Regions from separate parts of the Mus musculus genome. Here region 1 is linked to region 2. A link is a loop called in an ENCODE intact Hi-C map of the cell type or tissue named here. Cell type or tissue: left cerebral cortex. All regions are shown on one strand.

Region 1 (2,500 bases), 910 kb after region 2:
CAAACAAACAAAAAACAGTTCTCTGTAGGCTACAAACCGTTGCCCAGACCCAAGATTGCGAGGTCCTATATTCCTCATAGTTACCCTGTGTTTGCCTCCACGGTATGCTTACAACTGGCCAGACGCAAACATTAAATGAAGTAGAGACACCATCAGATAAATGGCTGGCCCTCTTCCTCCAGCCGATGACAGCTAAGGCTTTTGTCTGACCTAATTTATTTCTCTTTCAGGTTAGAATAAAGCACTTTCCTGTGTCAGGGCAAGCTCTTCAGCTTATCCACTGAACTCGCGCAGACGACTCCAGTTCACTGCGCTGTCTGTGCATCTCACAAACTCTAAAGCTAAGACATCGTAGATCTAGAAACCCCACCATCAACACATACATATCCCCCGGCACTAAATCACATGTTTGGGGGAGCGGTGGAGCATCGTGACATCCATCTATGAAGGGAACTCTCTGAGGTGCAAGGCGCACTGGCCCCAGCAAGCACACACTGCTTGCAAACAAAATCACCCGCACTGTTTGAATTATGCTATATCGTTAGGGAAAGGGTGCTTGCACCCTTAGTTCCGTGGACTCGCGGTGGAGAAGATGGGATTGAGGGCTGTTATCAAATCGGAGCCGAAAGGATCACCATCTATCAGGTTGTCTTGGGTCCACGACCCCTTCAGCAACAATTCACAGTGGTCCCCCACCCCACCCCCGGGGAACACTAAGATGGGCCACCCCTAAAATGATGACAGCTCTTCCCAGACTCCCTAGGTGGACTGTGAATGCTTAAGCAACAAAACAAAATGTTTAGAATGTCAAGACCATGGACAGACCAAGGGGGAGAAAAACACTCATTCAGGAATAACAATTTTAATTGTTTAAAAAGAAAAGGAAATTGGAGGAAAAGAAAAAACCGCCTCCCCACCTGCCAGGTAAGGAGGGGTTTACAAATCGATGCCAATGGCTTGAAAATAGATTTCTCAAACTTATATTCTCATTTTGTCCTGCACAAATCTCTGCAGGAAAATCAATATTACAACTTCACGCTTAAGACATTTTTGCAGCGACACAAACTGCAGCCGCTGCTGTTGCAGCCGCCGCAGCCGGATGTGCTGATGGACGCGGGTTCCCAGGCACAGCGGCCAAGGCACCGCAGCCATGACACGGGCAGCGAGCGCCCCCTAGCTGACGAGAAGCGCTAGGCGCGGCTTGGAGCATCAGGCATTTTTACCCTTAACCAAAAGCAAATGGTACTGAAAGTTTACTTTGGAAAGTATTTTATCACAGCAAGCGACAGAGAGTGCAAAATGGATGGATAAAGGTGAGGAGGATCGATCAGGAATCAAGTGTGATTAGGCGTTCAAAACCTCCTTGCTGCTGTAGGAAACTGGAGTCCGTAAGTAGACTGTTTTACATGGATCCATTTCACCTGAAATTACTGTCAAATGCATCATCGAATGCTGATCTTTCCTCTGGCCAAGGAAGAGCTGCTGGGTCCTTTGGAGTTAAGCTGAAGGGTGCATCTAACCATCGAATCCTAATCTTTCCAAGTCTCTCGGGCCAGCTCCCAGGACTGAACCCCAAGACTGAACAGTTGACTCTATTTTTCTGTTATGAAACACCCTGAAGACTAGATAAAATTTGCCAAAGCCAGGGCTCATGCAGATAGCAGGCTTCCCCCTCCAAACAAGAAACAAGCAGATATACAAAAATCTTTGAATAAGAGAAAAAAAATCTCCTCTGAAAATATGGGGGCTGTTAAAGTGTGCTCGTGGTTGTCTTCACTGGGGTGCGAATTACAAATGAATAAAATTAACCTGGCATGACACCTTTGAAGAACATGTTTTTATTCTCCCGTGGAATCCGAGCTGCTGACATACCACACTTCAAACGACACGGGGTTCCCTTCTGTGCAAAGGGCAGACAAACTTCACTGCCCCTACCCGACTATGAAAAAGAGAAAGAGAAGAAGAAAAAGAGAAAGAAAAAGAAAAAGAGAAAGAAAGAAAGAAAGAGGGCCCATGTCCTATAAATTTATCAGAGACGCAGTTTAGTACGATAAGTGGACCATTATAGGTATACTGTATCCTGAGGTTCAGACAATTGTCAACGTAGCCGCCTTTAAAACATACAACAACCACAAAACCCAACCTGAAGAGGCATTGAATGGCTACAACCAGCCTCACTCTGCGGCAAATCTTGGGTCTCTGGCTGCTGTGCAGGATCACGAGTGCATACAGAAAATTGCTATTCTTCCTCGGGAACCTGTTGGTGGGTTATTGAAAAGTTGGCTTCATTAAGGGCCTGTATAATTGGCCACTCCATTTTACCTCCACGTTTCCCTCAGAAAAACCTTTGAGCTTTTCCACGGACCTCAGACTGCATTTCCTTCTGCCTGACCCTGCCTGGCATGGCTGGTACAGGCCCTTCCTTCTGCCTGGCCAGCGGCTGCCTCCTGCGTTACCTCCCTAGCACCGTTCCCCAGGCTGATCTGTGTTTGTTTTTCCT
Region 2 (2,500 bases):
TCGGCTACAGTGGGTTCTACCCCAAGGAAACAGTGAACTTCACAGTGTAAGAGGCAGCTGAAATTTAGAATTATTGTTTCCTTCTAACAGAAGACTCATTTTCCACGGCCACATTTGCAGCATAATAAGCTTTTTGTTATTTTTTCAATTAGAGTCAATTGACCTAACAAAATGCTCGGCAATTAAGTGATTTTTGTAATGGTCCGGGGGTAATTTAGCCGAGCTTGTCAGCTGTGTTTCATGAAGCCGAGCTGTCTCTTTTTTTCCCCCTTCCACTGCCTCTCTCTCCTCTCTCTCTCTCTCTCTCCCTCTCCTCTCTCTCCCTCTCTCTCTTTCTCTCTTGAGCATAATGGCTCATAATTTCGAAAGCTCTCCCTTCTGTTTCCCTCACAATAATTCGCAATTACAGGAAGTTGTTGGAGGTGATTTTTTTTTCTACCTTGCCTTTTGAGTCAGTAATTTTAAATAAAATGTACATACTTATAAAAAGCCAGCTATTACTGAAATCACTTTTTGTGTAAACTCAATTATTTTATGAATAGTGACACCGGCTTACACTGGGTCCCACTCTGAAGCCCGAGGCTTTATTATCTTCTGAGGAAAAGGGGGTGGAGAGACTCACAGCACTCTCTCTAAATCAAACCAGCTCCCAAGGGGGTAAACATAACTTCAGAAGAGCAGAGGGGATCCGGGTCACCTGGCTGTGGAGAACGGCTGGAGTGTCCACTCCCTGGGCCCTGGCCAAGTCTAGTATCCCATCCCCCGGACCAGGGCCATGGCTGGACCCAAGCCTCTCACCCACTGATTTATGGGGGAAGTCTTCATTTGCCTAATTGATTCATTTCCCTAAGCCGACATCTGGAGTTAGAATTTCTTTTAAAGGCTGTAGTGGGATGCGATGACAGGCTCCGATGCTCTTCCACCGAGGGACTTCCTGTCTACACCTATCTTAAACGGGTCCTATCCGCACCCATGCAAGCAGAGGGGCAACGGTGGGGACACCATGCGGCTGGGGTTCTCTCATATAGATTCACCCAGGACGCCTCTCAAGTCATTACCAAGATGCATCTTTAGCCTTCCCAATGCTCACATCTGCCCGGCTGTCTTTGTTTTGAAAGGGTTTCGGCTTCCCACCCCTTAGCTGACACCCTTTTGACAAGCAAGCCAGAAGCAGCCCACTTCATGCCTTGGCAGGGAACTCTGCCAGGAGGGGGCAGTAGAAGAGCAAGACAGCCAAACCCCATTGTGGACAGCCCACCAGCTCAGGGAGGCCTGGCCTCTCCCTATGCACCTGCAACCCAGTGCTAAACATCCCTTAGTATGTATCACCATACCGCCCTGGGACCCATCCCCCATACCTGTTTGGATACTATCTCGTCAAATGCCCCTCAATTTTTCTAGGGTTAGACATCCCTAATAACACCTTGAAGGCTATGGCCACTGCCAGCCGGATGCTCGGAGCCCTGGGCATGTTTCCTTCTGACTTGGAGTCGGGGGATGGAAGACTCCTTGGAAGAATCTGGAACAACTGCACTAGACCTTAAAAGACAGGTACACAGCATTAAATAAATCGTAATTTCCCTAACCATAACATAGGAAGTTTAGATAGATGTCTTCTATGAGGACTTCCAATCGGAAGTTGCCTACCAAGACGCAGTGTATATAACATCACATTTCTGTTCTTTTTGTAAAGTTAGGAGGGATCTCTGTTCAACTCCAAATGCCCCTCTCCCTTCTCCTTCTCCTCCTCCTCCTCCTCCTCCTCCTCCTCCTCCTCCCTCTCTCTCTACTTCCATCCTTCCTTCTCTCTCTCTCTGTCCCTCTCCCTCCAATGAATAATTTGCCCTAAGCTAAGGCATAAAGATATTCTGGAGACAGTTATTTCATAGCTCTTAACAAGGGGGTGTGCTTTCCAGGGGGGGGGGTGATTCAGACCTGTAACTTTGAGCTAATGGAGATACTTGAATCATTTCTCCATAGTCATGGGCAGCCTTAGGCTTGGCTTTAGTTCAGCTTCTAAGCCACTGTGTTTTGGCCTGGCTGGGGCTTGGCCCAGCCTCTCAAGGCTTTGTTTAATCCACTGAACCTCTCATCTCTCTGACTATAAAAGCCTCAGCTACAGTCCTGAATAGCATCTTGCAGAAGAAAGAACCCAAAGCAGAAAGTATTAGACTTTCATCCAGCACCATAGGAGGGATGTAGTTATTAAATTTCAGCTGCTTATCAAACTGATATGAAAGTCATTTTGCATGATTGCACTGCATCCTGGAATCTTACGCTTTTATTTGCTGTGTATCTCTGTGCTTTCTTATTAGAAAAATACTCAAAGGATGAAAAAAAAAAAGCTGATAATATTATTCAGTTTTGACAATTAGGTAGGGAAAAAAATTCAAAGCAATGCTTTTCCACTGCAGCTGGCAATAAACTCGGGGTTCCCCTGATAGCAGTCTACACAGGGCTACCCAAGGTGACACTGGCTTTGTCTTCTAATGGCCACCTA

The links. Peaks named below come from ENCODE experiments on the same cell type or tissue, not always from the same donor. Only the 100,000 strongest peaks of a DNase experiment are listed, where the experiment ranks them.
Region 1: it touches region 2 in a loop (7-fold over the local background); 10 of 42 quality-filtered maps call a loop at or near these places.

The regions. Positions count from the first base shown.
Region 1 is chr12:107,997,785-108,000,284 of GRCm38, forward strand. The region is part of intron 1 of Bcl11b (B cell leukemia/lymphoma 11B); the gene reads right to left. Among named protein-coding and RNA genes, the nearest start is that of Bcl11b, 4.4 kb to the right of the region's middle. In left cerebral cortex, a CTCF peak has its summit at 1,177; a DNase peak (open chromatin) is centred at 1,156; H3K4me3 peaks cover 1,945 bases; H3K27ac peaks cover 2,226 bases.
Region 2 is chr12:107,085,224-107,087,723 of GRCm38, forward strand. The region is part of intron 1 of Gm16086 (a long non-coding RNA gene); the gene reads right to left. Among named protein-coding and RNA genes, the nearest start is that of Gm16086, 13 kb to the right of the region's middle. In left cerebral cortex, a CTCF peak has its summit at 1,202 (motif pointing right); a DNase peak (open chromatin) is centred at 1,183.